Regions from separate parts of the Mus musculus genome. Here region 2 is linked to region 1. The links are chromatin loops, found by intact Hi-C in ENCODE. Cell type or tissue: gastrocnemius. All regions are shown on one strand.

Region 1 (8,000 bases):
AAAGTGATCCTGACACCGAGTCAGCAAATGCTTGGCTCATTTCAGATGTTAGAAGGCTTGATTCTTAGCTTTCCCTCACTAATTACCACATGGCCATCATGGTATTGCCAGGTAAACTGTAGGGCAGCTAACTACAGATCATCAGTAATACACCTAAGACATCAGCAGACACCTAAGGGTGTCTCAAGTATGCAGATGAACAGCAAATATTTTTAGTATTAATATGCCCTATAAATTGTTTCATGGGACATACTTATCCTAAAAAGTATTTGCCTCTTATCCGAAACTGGATGTTTCGGGGGTGGGGGGTGGGGTGGGGTGGTGGTGTCTGTTTTTCTTTCTTCCAAATGTAGGAATTGAGATAGGAGGGCTCTAGTCACTCGCTCAATGGGCAGGCCTTGTCATCTCAGGCCTGGGCTGTGTAGCAGGACAGACGGCTGCAGCGGCACACAGAGCTCAGTGACTTGAGAACTTGTGTGGGTGCTCCCATGCTCATGTGCCAAGACAGTCTGGGGGAGGCACTCTGCAGTCTGAGTCAGGGACGTCTCTGACAGTAGTCCTGGCTCTGGGTATGAGTGCTGGGTTTGGGCAGGGGCTACCAGCTTCTAGAATTTCTATCTAAGGGACTTTGTGGTGTCAAACCTTTCTCTGACACTGTCCTTCCCACAAAGGGGTCTCTGAAACCCATTTTTTTTTGAAACTGTAGCTTATCCTCATGGCCACAACAACAGCCAGTTGTAGGGACAGCCAACTAAGGTGGAACAGTTAAGAGTCCATATTCCAGGGATGTCACAGTTGGGATCTAAGGTGCTAGTCATGGTGGAAACAAAGTTCTGGGATCTGGAGTCATCTTACCAGCAGGGAGGTGGGAAGAAGACAGAAGGGGAAAGAAGAGGGCATGAGAAGAGGAGAAGTGGAGAGAGGAGGAGCAAGGGAGGAGGGGGAAGGAGAAGGGGAAGTGGGAGATGGGGAAGAGGAAAGGGAGGAAGGGGAGGAGGAGGGGAAGAGAAGGGGAGGAGGATGGAGGAGGAAAATAGGGAGGGAGAGGAGGAAGGGGAGGAGAAGAGGAGGAGGGGGAAGGAAAGGGAGAAGGGGGGAGGAGGAGGGAAGTGAGGAGGGGGGAGGAGGAGGAGGAAGAGGAGGGAGAGGAGGGAAGGGGAAGAGCCTGAGAAAGGCATGTGTAAGAGAGCATAAGGGAGTGGCAAGGAGAAGCAAAGACCTCCATGGCCCCAGACATATGAGAAACCCAGGGCTCCATCCATGTGTCTCTGCAGCCCCACAGCTCCACAGCTCCACGGCCCCACAGTCCCACAGGCCTACAGGTTCACAGTCCCACAACCCTGCAGTCTTGTAGCCCTACAGGCTCTCTGTAGCCCCACAGCCCTGCAGTCCTTCAGCCCCACAGGACCACAGCCCTCCATCCCTGTAGCCCCTCAGCCTCACAGGCCCACAGCCCCACAACTCCACAGCCCCACAGCCTCACAAACCAGCAGCCCCGCAGCCCCGCAGTCCCACAAGCTCACATCCTTACAGCTCCACTGCATGGACCTGAAGCCATATCTCAGTCACTGTTCTATTGCTGTGAAGAGACACCATGACCAAGGCAACTCTTACAAAATGAAGTATTTACTGAAACCTACAGTTTCAGAGGTTTTGTCCATTATCACAGCAGGAACATGGTGGCATGCAGACAGGTCCTGGAGCAGTAGCTGAGAACTTCCTCCTAATTGGTAGAGAGGGGCAGAAAGAATAGACCTGGGGTGGGCCTTATGAAAAGCCCACCCCTGGTTACATACTTCCTCCAATAAGGCTACACTTCATGATCCTTCTAATCCTATCAAAGAGCTACACTGCTAAGCATTTAAATATGAGCTTATGGGGCATTCTTATTCAAACCATGACAAGCTCCATAGCTCCACAGCCCCACAGCTATCATGGTCCTACGACCATCCAGGGGAACGGTTGGCACAGCTGGAGCGCATGGTCCGCCACTCCAGCTTCCCCTCATTCACTACTACTGCATCAGAGTCACCTGTGTGGTGGAGTGTTATCTTCCAAGAACAGTAACTACTGCTGTGAGCAAGGGGAGGGCTCCTCACGATGTCCCCTGAGAGTTTGTCACCGTACCCTGTTCTTCCCAGTCAACTGTGTCTAATTCTGCCCAAACTGCAAGTGACCTCGTGCTCTCAGAGGGTGGACTGTGGAAGGTGGAGGGAAGGACTTTATTTATACAGCTGTGGGGAACATCATGTTGGGGTAACATGTTCCGAAGTATGGTTGTTGGCATTTAGTCTAGACTCCACTCCACAGTTACCTGGCTACAGCCAGGTGTGCCTGACTCACTATAAAAGGGGCTGCTTGCCCCCTCCTCACTCTCTTTTTCTTGCTCTTACTCTGTCCCCTTGCTCCTGTTCCCTCTCTCTTCCCATCACCCCCCCCCCCCCATGTGCTCATGACTGGCCTCTTCTCCCCCACCTCCTCTGCCTTTCTTTGTCTCTACTACCATCTCAACCCTCCTCCCCATGCTCTGAATAAACTCTATTCTATACTACACCAGCTTGTGGCTGGTACCACAGGGGGACCCATGCTTCAGCGTGGGCCCACAGAGTCACCCCCTTCTCCTATACCATTCCTTGCCTCTACCAAACATGTCTCTGGTCTCTCATCTTTTTATAAAACACAACAGCGGCTGCTTTGGGGTTCCCTGTGTCCTATAAATAATCCCAAATCCATGATGTTTAAGTAAGTGCAATAAATTTTGGTGGGATGGCGCTTTTGTTGTAGAAATTGTTTAATTCCAACCCAGGGTTTGTATCCTGCCTTTGACCATTTAGTTCCCTGATAACACACACACACACACACACACACACACACACACACACACACACAACCTTTATATTTACAATAAATAGCACAAGAGCTGGGTGGATAACTACCCTCTATGTTATTAGAGCCTACTTTCTATCGCTCACCCTGAATTATTACTTACTATTTACTACGTTTCATCTGGGGTGCTCCTAACTCCAGTTGGCCAGCCCTCAGGGCCATGTTTTTATGGCTTACCTAACCCATGGCGGCTTCCTCCTCCCTTCACCTTCTTTCCCCCTTGTGATCCCCCTCTGATCCCAAGCCAGTGAAACCTAAACCCCACCTATGTGTCTTCTGCTGAGCTATTGGCTGTTGGCATCTTTATTTACTAATTAGAAATAACTTGGGCAAGGTCACTTAGCTTTTAAGGGCAGACTCTCTGTCTCTGGGGCAACCAGTCTTGGAGACCCAATATTAGCATTAGAATATAAGCAGGATCAGGCCAACCTAAGCTGGGCTTGTTGCTGCCTTGTTCGGGCATGGGGGGGAGCAGGTGTTTGTATCTCCCCAGAAAGAACTTCACACAACACCCCTAAATATGTTTCCTGAAGACTTCTTCCCAAACACTAGAATCCCGGTAAACGAAATACTATAACCTGCCTTCAAAACTCGTCTAAATGTTCTCCAAAGGCATGCCCACCCTCCCTAAGGCCTCCTGCTGTTCCCTCAGGTCCTCCCTTCTTGGTCCCTGCGCCAGTGTCTTTCAACACCGTGGAAATTCCTGTCTGTAGCTTCTTCTCATGCACGGGCCAGCTCAGCTGTCTTGAGTGTGTCTGTGCACTCAGGCTGGTTATCTTACAGCTCTGGTTAGTGAGGTCTGTCGCCACCTAGTGGCCGTCTAGGGTGAAAGGGGAACTCGATCCAGAAGAGAGGTGGGTAGTGGCATTTTCTTGCCTGCTGAAGAAGTAGCGTCACTCATAAAAGCACCAGGAGGCTCAGAAGATCCCCGACACAAGTGGGATTTGAAGCAGGATGTGGAAGAAGGCGAGATTCATATTTGCAGACTGACAAGCAATCAGCTGTGAAAATACCCACCAACCCATATGGACTCATGTTTTCCCCACGGTTTCTTTCCCTGCCCACAGGAAACTGCCCAACCCCTGTTGCACTTGCGTCTTGTGGCTGCTTGTCCTCTAGGCTGCCTGGCCAGGCCACTGCAGTTGGCCCAGAGATGGGGCTTCATACTTAGATGGGTGCATTAGAGTCCCCTTTATAGAGATCTAAACACAGGACCTGAAGAATGAAGCCAGGGAAGTGGAGAGATGGTATTCTGCACAGTCATGAAGACCCCAGTCTCACCATTCTTCCTTCTTCTCATTCCTTTTCCTTCTCCTGACCAGAGAGCCTGCATCCAGTCTCTTATTTACTAAAGCTACACCATCAAGGGTTTCACTATTGTTAATATTTTTTGAAATCCTTAAATTTATATAATATTTCTATAAATCCCAGGTCATTAGTTCCAATTCCTGCTTCCTTAAAACAGAAACTAAACACAGAGCAAAAGCATGTTTCTCTATGGTTTTTACACAGCCTGTTCTTCACAGGTAACTGGGCACAGCTCTTGCGGTTTCCTGGTACAGCAGACAGCAGTCTTTAACAGCAGTAACTGTTTTCATGTAAGAACAGAAAGGTGACAGACTACTAGGGTTTAAATAAGTTCTTACAAAGTTTTAAATTTTATGTAAGTAAAGCAGCAGGCTTTCTCTAATATCTCTCTAGGAACTGTCGTCTTCAATCCTTCAAGAAACTAGGAGGACAAAATACTCATGTTTTATACGCTTGTACATCATGTTTTAATTCTCTAACCTTTGTTTCCTATCCTGGCAATTCTGGGGTCTCATATACTCTTCTTCTAATGCTATTTGTTTCTACATCATATACAAACCTTCCTCCTGTAAAATAAACCCATCATCATTGCTCGTTTTCTATAGATCCCTTCTTTTCCTATCCATGCCTTTTCTTATTGAGACATTTTAACTCTCTGTCCTTGATGTCCCCAAGGTCACCCTGGCTAATTAATGCAGCAGTCATTGGACTGAAAGGCACATGTATCTCCTCACGATTCCAAGTTTTAAGGCCAAGTCTCACAACGAACTATTTCTGCAGCGAACTGTTTCTACAAAGGACCATGTAGGCTTCTATGGCCTCTGTGGTTATGTCGTTTAGATTCTTTCCCATGGCCTTAAAGGCCAAGCAGAAGGCCTGTTCCTCATCCTCCACAGCCTCATGTCCACCTCCATTCCTCATTCCTGAGAACTGGATCTGTTTATTATGGAGTGATTAGCTCTGAGTAATGGAGAAAGCATATTCCCCAGAAAGCAAGATTGAAAGTAATATAGAAAAGACAGTATATCAGTTTCAGGGCAACAACACACTTGGGGATCAATGGCCTGGCAATGCTCTAGGGGCGGGAACTGTGTCACCACACCTCCCAACACACACACACACACATACACACACATTTACACGCACATACACATATGCACACATTCACACACACACACTCACATACCACATACACACACCACAACACATACACACACTCACATACACACACACATGCACACACTCACATACCACACACACACACCACAACACATGCACACACTCACATACACACACACATACACACACTCACATACCACACACACACACACACCACACCACACACACACACACTCACATACACACATACATTCACACAATACACACACTCACACATTCACACTCACACACACATACACACATGCTCACACACCACACACACATACACACACATACCACACACACATACACACACATTTACACGCACATACACACATGTACACACTCACACACACATAACACACATACCACACACACACACACACACACACACACACACCACACACACTCACATACACATACATACACACATTCACACACACATACACACACTCACACACACATATACACATACACACTCACACACACACCACATATACACACACACTACACATACATACACACACTCACACACACACCACACAAAAATACACACACACATACACACACACATACACACAGAGTGAGAGAGAGAGACTGAGAGAGAGAGAACGCTACGCTGCTTCTGGCATGAACTGAAGTCCTCTTGAGCAATGAAGAAGATTCCAAATTGAGACTAATCCTGAGCCATAGGTGACATTCATGAATAAAACATTAGTACTGAAGGACCTATTGCCACCTTATCAGGCTGTGAGCAAGTAGGACAAGGTGTTAGACTCCTTTGGACATTATTCTTCCTCTGCTCCACACAACTTGTGGTATGCTGTGATTCCAAACAGAGCTGAGGAGTCACTGCCTTGGGATCTGGGGCACTGGGCTCTACTCCTGCGCGTGAAACCCTGAGCTGTTCAACCCTTGGCGTGTCAGCAGCCAAGATGTTTAAACATGCTTGGAGGAATTCATAAAACACAGCTACTGTAGGAAATGCTAACAGTTCATAAACACTGTTTAGTGTTAAGACTTCGGATGCCGCTAGCCCTACTTAAGGGAAGCCAAAATAGTTTCTTTTGTTCCGGGTAGGATCAATTTTTTTTTTTTTTTTTTTTTAACATTGCAGGAGTTTCCCAGTAAGGTCTCAGCATTTGAAAGCAGCAGGGACACAGCTTTCTTTGTTGCAGTCAAGATAAAAGGGCTGCTGACAGCTTCAAACGGGCAGGGCAGGAAGGATCCAGATGTTTATGATGGAGCTTCCAGATCTGGAAGTGGATAGGATTTCTCCTCAGCGGGCCAACCAGGATTCCTCTCTAGGACCTGAGTAGACAGAGGGTTACTGGTTTCCCGAGCGACCCATAAGTCACCCTCTGGAACACAGACATACGATTTTGGTCTTGGTCACTAGGAGTCTGTGTAAGCGTGTGAAGGAAAGGCACAGCCGGCGCACCGTGTTCATGGCTTCACAGATCGTAACGTAAGCAAGTGTGCAGTGAAACCACCAAGTGGACCACTCCTTGGCTGCAAAGAAAGGTTTATTGGGCAGGGGGGAATTGGAAGACATCATGACTACCTCTTGGAGGAAGAGAGAATTGCAAAAGGTGGGGAGCCTTTCTGATTTTAAAGAGACAGGCAGGGACAGGAGGCAGCCTGTAAGATGGAAGTTAGGATAGCAACGGGGGAGAAGACTCCAGGAGCTAGTGTGTGCAAGCATTTCTGCTCGGATGGAAGGGCATCCTGGGACTTGGGAGCCCAGGGACCATACAACTCAGCAGAGGCGTTGCGGCTCCCAGGGGAGGCTCAGGAACCTCAGCTCCACTCCTCTTCGCTTCTTCTCTTCTTGGCTTCTTCTGAGAAGAGAGTCACACTGGGCAGGAAATCTCATGAAAAAGATTTATTGGAGGGTCAAGGGTGTGGAGGGATGAATACAGGGATTCTGTCCCCAGAAGTGGGCAGCAGGGAATTGGACAAAGGAGTAGCGCTTATTCTTAGGGGCTGGAGCTTGTCAGGCCAGAGATTTCCTGATTGAGGATTGGTGGGATTTCAAGTCCTGAGCTTGAGGAGCTCAGGGATTGGTGGGGTTTCCTGTTCAGGAATTGGTGACTCCCCCGCCACCCCCCCTCTTTTTCCTGCAGTGGGACCATGCGTTAGGGTGGGAAGTCCTTCCGGGATGCAGCAAGCTTTTGCTGAGGAGCCATCTCTGTGGGGCTGCTGGGAGTCCGGGGTGGAGAGGAGGTGCTGCCGCTATGGACAGACAGCTCCTGTGGGAGAGCTCCTTATGGTGTTTCACTAAGGCTTTAGGCTGAGGCCAGAAAGGTGTCTTCACCGTGGCAACTCCTGTCGCTACTGTGAAAGCTGCAGCCTGAGAAGAATATGGTGCTGCCGTTTTGACAGGAGCCACCATTTTCGCATCTTACCATAGCCATGGGCTGGGGTGGGAAGCGAGGGGCCGGCCACCACTTTGAAGGATTTTGCAGCCCACTGCTTAGGGACTATAGCTTGGGGGCTTTGGCATCTGTCTATAGGTCCATGCTAATAGGGAACTAGATGGCCCATTGATAGAGATACAAGTATTGGCTCTTCCTGACAGACAAACCCGGTCACAGGTTTCTGAGCAAAATTTAGCTTAAGCGTTTGCTTACTAACTGGCTTCCATC
Region 2 (8,000 bases), 300 kb before region 1:
AACATAGATACTGGCAGAAAAAGCACCCACAGCCATAAAATAAAAATCTTTATTTTAATTGAAAAAAAAAAAAAAAAAAGTCCAACTGGGCTGGAGAGATGGCTCAGTGGTTAAGTGCACTGGCTGCTCTTCCAGAGGTCCGAGCTCAGGGACATCCGGCACCCTTGCAAGCACAATAAAACCTCATTTCTTTCCCCAACAGCTGGCTAAGGGTCAAAACCAAACTTGTGACTTATCTCTATCTCAAAGTAAAGAATGATTCAGAGGGTAAAGGTGCTTGCTGTCAGGCATACTGACTCAGCTGGACCCCAGAACCCACAGGCTGTCACAGCAGAGCACTTTCACGCAGGCTACACTACAGGCTGATTCCACCAACATACCATGCCATGCTTAGACCTAAGACAAACTCAGCAGAACCTGTTGGCACAGACTGCAAGTATGTGGGAGACAGGAACAACCCCAAGTCCAAAGGCCCTTCGACCCCTTTAGGATTCAGGAAGACCCTTCCTCAAGGTCAAGAGGTCAGAAGGCCTGAGGGGTGATCTCTCACAATCTGCCTACCATGCCTAGGCCTCTTTAATCCCTAACAGTGTGTGTGTGTACACAAGAGTCAGGCAAACCCACATTAGGTGACCCCGCAGTCTTTCTACTTACATGTCTAACAGAGCCTGAAGATTCATTTCCAGAAGATAATTCACACTGGTCAGCGTTTCTTCTACTATAATTTGCATATTTACGCCTACACGTCCGTTGTCTAGACTGGGACACCAAAACCATCGAATTGGACTACAACATGAAGAAGCATGGGCATCAGTATGACAAAATTGCCATTGTATGGAGTCAACTTTAAATGGCTTTAAAGGAGACAAAGATTAAAAATAATTTTGTTAACTCAAGTCGGTATTTTTTACTTTTAGTTCCTTGGAAAGCTTTAAAAACAGGCCACAGCAGCTCATGAGCCTCATGCCCACACTGCCTTACATGTCCACGATGCCATGAATGACATGAAGCTACACTCAACAGGGAGTCAAGGGCTGGGGTGTACTCAGTTGGTAAATGTCTGAAACCTAGTACAACCCTTAGAGTTGTTCCCAGAATCCCACAGACCTGCGTGCCGGCATACACCTGTGCAATCTCACCACTCTAAAGATAGAAGCTTGCAGTATCTTTGACTATGCAATGGTTTAAAAAAGAAAAAAAAAAGATAAAATTCAGAAGCTTAAAATATAGCTGGGGGCCTGGAGAGTTGGCTCAGTGGATAAGAGCACTGACTGCTCTTCCGAAGGTCCTGAGTTCAAATCCCAGCAACCACATGGTGGCTCACAGCCATCTGAGATCTGATGCTCTCTTCTGGTGTTGTCTGAAGACAGCTACAGTGCACTTACATATGATAAATAGAAAAAAAAAAATCACTGGGTGGGTGAACATATACAGCTCTTCCAAAGGTCTAGAGTTCAATTCCCAGCACAAATGTCTAGGTAATCCAACACCTTCTAGTCTCCACAGGCAAACACACAAATAAATCTTTAAAAAAAAAAAGTTTCCAGGCAGTGTTGGCACATGCCATCAATCCCAGCACCCAGGAGGCAGAAGCAGGTGGATGTCTCTGAGTTCAAGGCCAGCATGATCTACAGAGCATATTCCAGGATAGCCAGGGTCACACAAAGAAACTGTCTTGAAAAAAATCTAAAGACAAAAGTTTGCCAGAAATTTAAGGTCTTCCTTGGCTACAGAGCTTGGAGGCCAGAGAGATGGCTCAGAGGTTAAGAGCACTGACTACTCTTCCAGAGGTCCTGAGTTCAAATCCCAGGAACAACATAGTGGCTCACAACCATCTGTAATTCAAGCCGATGCCCTCTTCTGGTGTGTCTGAAGAGACAGTGTATTCATATAAAATAAATACATGAATCTTTAAAAACAGAGACAAAAAGCTTGGCTACATGAGATATTACTACCTCTTCTATGCTCACCAAAGAGAGGGGGACAAGACTTCCACTGTTGGAGCTTCAAGAGTACAAAGACCTACACAGCAGCCACATGAGCTGTGACAGTGGCTACCTCAGAAAGCCAGTCAGCAGCTGTAAAAGGACAGGAAGACATCTTAATGTATGGTCATTAGACCTAACTGACAGTTCAGCATGGTGGTGATGGTGGCAGAGGTGAGTGCCTTTAATCCCAGCGCACCCAGGAGACACAGGCAGTCTCAAAAAGAAACCCTGTCTCAAAGAAAACAAAACAAAAAGAACTCAATAGTTCTATGTTGGCTTTAAATGCCCAACAAAAGACTTTAAGCAATAAATACTATACTTTGGAAAGCTATTGCTGTTTTTATAAATCACAAAAAACACTGAATTCTAATTTTATGATAATTTCCTCATTCCCAAGAAAGGAGAATCAAGTTACCTTTTGTGGGACCTGGAAAGTCTTCTTCTTTCTCCCTATTACATACAGGTTCCTCTCCTCCTCGCCTCTCTCTATGCGAATGTCTTCCAACCGCCTACAAAATTAAGGCTATGGTGACAGAGGTTCTTGGACTGAGGTACACAGTTAACAGTACATCACTGCAGCTTTAGAGGCTACTGGGCCCACAGCACCTCAAAACAGCACACAAAGCTATTGAAATGAGAAGACGCTTCAGCTGCCCGAGCCCCGCCACTGGCAGGCAGGAGCAAGCGCAGCGCCTCATCACGGTCAAGACTCACCTGGCTACCCCAAAACCACTAACTACAAGTTTAGATTTTATGTATGTATTTATCTTTCTTTTTTTTTTAAGGTTTATTTATTATTGTACATAAGTACACTGTAGCTGACTTCACACGCACTGGAAGAGGGCGTCAGATCTCATTATGGGGGTTGTGAGCTACCATGTGGTTGCTGGGATTTGAACTCAGGACTTTTGAAAGAGCAGTCAGTGTTCTTACTCACTGAGCCATTTTGCCAGCCCCTTATCTTTTTTTTATTAAAAACAAAACCTCAGTTTATGTGAAGACCTATTCATATTAACTACAAAATATTCATTAATTGGCATTATGTATCGACCCATTAGAACCAATACAACTAGACAGCCCATTTCATTGCTTCCAAGCGTCTCCAAGATTATACTTCCTTTCTGCAAATAAAATTAAAAGCAACATTTTTCTTATACAAAGAATTCAACCCCATGTTTTAGGCCTCTCATTTAAACAAAAATAGCAGTGCTACTCATTTCTCTGTCTCCTTATCAAGTCAATAACACTGTTCAGATGATTACAACAGGAATAATTTCAAACCTTGGAGCACGTTACCATAGGCTAAAAATGGCCTTTGTCTTCACTGTGTAAAAGACTCAGGGTCCCTTGGTTCTAATTTGAAAACTCCTAGAAACACCTGACTTGATATAAAATCTCAATGTATCTTAGCCATGCTACATAAGAATGTACAAAGAACAAAAACTGATTTCTAAGAAAATAAATAAATAAATAAATAAATAAAAAGACAAAAAAAGCAAAAAACAAAAACAAAAAACAAAAACCGGCTGGGCAGTGGTGGCACATGCCTTTTAATCCCATCACTTGGGAAGCAGAGGAAGGTAGATCTAAGCTAAAGAAAAAAGAATGAAGGTTTGTCCAGTTTTTTACAGACCTAGTTTACTACTGGATGTTAAGAGTAGGGGCTAGAGAGATGACTCAGCAGTTAAGACCTGATCCAGAGGTCATGAGGTCAAATCCCAGCAACCACTTGGTGGCGCACAACCATCTGTAATGGGATTCAATGCCCTCTTCTGGTGTTTCTTAAGACAGCGACAGTGTACTCACATACATAAATAAAATAAATAAATCGTAAAATAAAATAAAATATAAAATGACATCCTCCTAATAGTTATGGACCTGAACATGCCAGGCGGTGCCTCTGGAACAACTACTCTCCGCTTCCAAGCCTGGAGGTCACGCTCTGTAGCAATCTGACTCCGAGGAGCGTTCTGATGCATCTGACGAACACCTTCAACCTGCCCACTCCGACGGAGACCGATGTTTGGAGGAGACTGAATGTCTAAACTCAGTCTTCTAAAACCTAGAAGAAAAATATCAGGAAGTATTTTTAAAGTATTTCCAGTTATTATGTTCATTTAGCACACAGTAACAGTGCATTCCTCCTACTAGGACACACCTTTTTCCAAACCAGAAAAAGGACAGACATACTAAAAACAGCTATAAGAAGAAAGCTTTAACATAACTAAAACCACAATGTAGAATACTTATCATTAATTGGTAAACTGCCACTTGAACTTTTTCTATACATTCTGAAATTATAAAATACACAAATGTATTCCATTGCATCTTTATTTCAAAACAGTTTGTTTTTTGGGAAAACCTTTGCTAAGGATAGATGCCCCACTAAACTGGGGAAGCTATATAACAAGAACACTGTTACAGTCTAGGCTACTGAGCAGGCAACTAGCAAACCATCTGAACACCGGCTTCGTGGGATCTTTCTCTGTGGGCCTTACACACACACGCACGCACGCACGCACGCACGCACGCACGCACGCACACACGCTACACAAACATAACACAAATATGCACACACTCTCACACAGACATAAAAATTAGAATAATTCTAACAATAAAAATTTTCATAATTACCACAAAAGAGCAGAGATGGCTCAGGAGTTAAGAGCATTTCCTGTTAGTACAAAGGACCTGAGGTCAGGTCAGTTCCCAGCACCTCCATCAGGTGCTCTAACTCCATGAAGGCTACATAGCTCTAAGCACTCTCTTCCAGCCCCGCAAGTACTTGGACACAAACGGCAGACACTCAAACAGGCAAGCACACACACACACAACAGAAATAATCTGGGCTGAAGAGATGGTTCAGCGGTTAAGAGCACTTGCTGCTCTTGTAAAGGACCCAGGTCAGATCCCAGCTCACAACTAGCTGTGACTCTAGCCCTTTTTGGCCTAAATGGGTACTCACAGACATATGCATACATACATGTGCACATAGGTTCCTTCAGAACCATGTCTGCCTGCATGCCATTGTTTTCTGCCACGTCAATAATGAACTAAACCTCTGAAACGTAAGCTAGACTCAAATGTTTTTCTTTATAAGAGTTGTGGTGGTCATGGTATCTCTTTATGGAAATGAAACTCGTAGGACCCCATCAGGCTGTCACCGTGCAGCAGTACCGGAGTCTCCTGGGTCTCTGAGCACACGAGATAAACACTCATCAGTGTCAGTCGTGCTCATTAGAACTCAGCTTCATTTCCATTTTCAAATACCCAGCTTTGCTTCTCTAATTATTTACCAGGGTATAAGAGGATATTGGCCTCTTACCTATTAGGATAGTTTAATAAAACTAAGTATCATTTACCTGTGACATCGTGGCGCTTACCTTATGTTTTTTTTTTTAATCAACACTGACTTAGTAAGAAAGGAAAGTCTCTACTCAACTAGGCTGCACAAAAGACGTGAATGCCAAAGCAAGAGAAAGCTAAAGTAGTTTTCATTTAAAAATAATGTTGTCTGCTCTCATTTAATATACTCTGAAAACCTACCCCACAGCTAAGACCGTTGACAGACTTTCAGAGTACTTAACAAACTTCATATCCACTTATAACTCCTTTTTTTTTTTTTTTTTTTTCTTTGAGTAACAAAGCAATTTTCAGAATACTACTTAGCTGTTCTTGGGTTCTGAGGTGCATGCATCTGGCAATGAAGCCACATCTCTTTATTTTATTACTCTCGCACAGAATTTTATTTGTACTCACTCCCTCTTCGGGGTGTCCCTTCCCCACTGGGAAGTCCATTTGCAGTCCCATCCTGATCCACTCCCAGTCTCTGGTCTTGCTGCTGCTGCAGCTGCCTAATCATGCCATCCAAGACGCTGGACTCTGGGCTTGCATCTCCACTGTCGTTGGTATGCAGGCTTATAATCTGTTCAATCACCTCCCCATCACCTGCAAAGTCACACACTCATCTGTCATCGTGATACATAGGAAGAACAGGCTGGACATGAAGCTCAGGGGTGGTACCCTGAGCAAAGGAAAACAGAAGCAAAGCACTGTGGTAAGGTAGTTCCCAAGAACTAACCTGTTAGGAAGACCCTACACAACAGGGGAGTAACTGAAGTCAGCAAAAAAGACTAAGTACTAAGTCACAAAAAAACTTCAAGTTCCCTGTGGAGTTCCTCTAAGTCTACTGTACTCTATGACCCTTCATCTGCGCACACTGCTGCAGAGCTCCAATTTCAAAGCCAGCCTATTCTACACAGGGAGTTACAGGAAAACCAGAAATACATGGCAAAATCCAAAAGACAGACAGACACAGATGGACACAGAAAAAAGGAATTTGCACTTACTTGTGGCCACATAGCCTAGCTGTGGAACCAAATGTTCATCTGCTGAGTTTTCTCGACCTGGTACTAATCTCTGGAACTTGGTTGGATGAGGGTTTCCGTCCACATCCACCAAGAATGGTGGAGGCATAAGATGAGGTGCCTGCTGTGTCTGCTCATCCAAGACATAGTTATTGGAATCTCTTATCAGTGGTCGGTAGTCAGTATGAAAAAACATCTGATCAGGAATCTATAAAGTACAGATCACAGAATGACAGTTTGTATTTGTTAAAGACAGTAACATTAAAGGTACTTAGAATTAGAAACGCCAGGAAATTAAATAACTATGTCTAAACTTCCTCTCCCAACTATTCCTTTTATATGCTACAAGAAAGCATTAGAAATGACCTTTTCATATGGCTTGCTGCATCCAAAGCCAAATATCAGAAGATGCCCGTGAGAATCTGTACAGGCAAAATGTTGTCCATCCTGTGAAAACTTGCAGTCAAACACAGCTCCATGTCCTTGTCCTTCGATCTAGGACAGCCAGGGGGGAAGAACATTAGGCACATTAATAAGTTGGTTGTTTAGCTCTATGTGTATGACCACCTGCCTAAGTGTATGCCACATGTTCACAGGGGCCAACACAGGCCAAAAGGACACAGGACCACCTAGATAACTAAGCTAGAGGTGCAAGGCAGCTGCCAGAGCAGCTCAATACTAGCAAACAGCAAACCCAGCAAACCTAGTTCTTGTGCAAGGCTCTCCAGCCACTACACAACATTATAAGCAGTTTTAGATTCACTTCTATTTACATGTGTATATGTGCTCCATGTTCATGTCTGATTTCTCAGAGGTTAGAAGACACCAAACCTCTAAGAATTTACTGTTGGTTGTGACCCCTCCATGTGGGTGCTGGGACCCACACCTAAGTCCTTCTGCTAAAGCATCGAGTTCTTAAACCACTGAGCCATTAATATTGAGCAGATAAATTGTGCTACAGAAACTTCTTTAACATGGGCTAGACAACTGTCTAGAATATGTCCAATGCTTTATTCTTTTTGAACTTTTTACTAAAAGTTAGGGTTTGCATCCAGGGCTCTGCACATGCCAGGAAAACAATCTGTCAAACTCACCCACAGGCCTCTAAATTCACATAAATAAACAAACAAACAAACAAACCAATTACACTAGAAAAATCCTCAAAGATCTAATCATTAACTCAAAATGATCAAATGAACACATTAAAAAAAACATAAGGTAAGCGCCATGATGTCACAGGTAAATGATATTTACTTTTATTAAACTGTCCTAATAGGTAAGAGGCCAATATCCTCTTATACCCTGGTAAATAATTAGAGAAGCAAAGCTGAGTATTTGAAAATGGAAATGAAGCCAAGTTCTAATGAACAAGACTGACACTGATAACCCTCAAGGTCACACCTATGAGCTCACCTGGCTACAAACTCCCAGTTTTCATGAAAGATGATCTATGTGTATCAAAAATGACAATTCACACTTTCCTGTTTCAACTGTGAACTACATGAATTGACCATCTCCAAGTTACACTTAACTGAGGAGTGAACCAGCATAGCATGATGCAGTCGCTGTCTAGATCTAATTCTCCAGTAACCAAACCAAGAAAAGCATGCTTGCTCAGTGCTGTGGGTTTATAAAAAGAAAGACC

Evidence for each region. Peaks named below come from ENCODE experiments on the same cell type or tissue, not always from the same donor. Only the 100,000 strongest peaks of a DNase experiment are listed, where the experiment ranks them.
Region 2: a loop joins it to region 1, with 5 times the contacts of the local background. A loop is called at or near these places in 7 of 42 quality-filtered maps.

Annotation. Positions count from the first base shown.
Region 1 is chr16:96,341,639-96,349,638 of GRCm38, forward strand. No RefSeq gene overlaps it. Among named protein-coding and RNA genes, the nearest start is that of Gm41510, 6.4 kb to the right of the region's middle. In gastrocnemius, a CTCF peak has its summit at 3,701 (motif pointing left); a DNase peak (open chromatin) is centred at 3,689.
Region 2 is chr16:96,040,598-96,048,597 of GRCm38, forward strand. It overlaps Brwd1 (bromodomain and WD repeat domain containing 1), which reads right to left. Exons shown (of 42, transcript NM_145125.3): 16 at 6,722-6,850; 17 at 6,338-6,563; 18 at 5,748-5,936; 19 at 3,867-4,050; 20 at 2,404-2,497; 21 at 655-786. Among named protein-coding and RNA genes, the nearest start is that of Brwd1, 38 kb to the right of the region's middle. In gastrocnemius, a CTCF peak has its summit at 3,716 (motif pointing left); a DNase peak (open chromatin) is centred at 3,733; H3K27ac peaks cover 851 bases.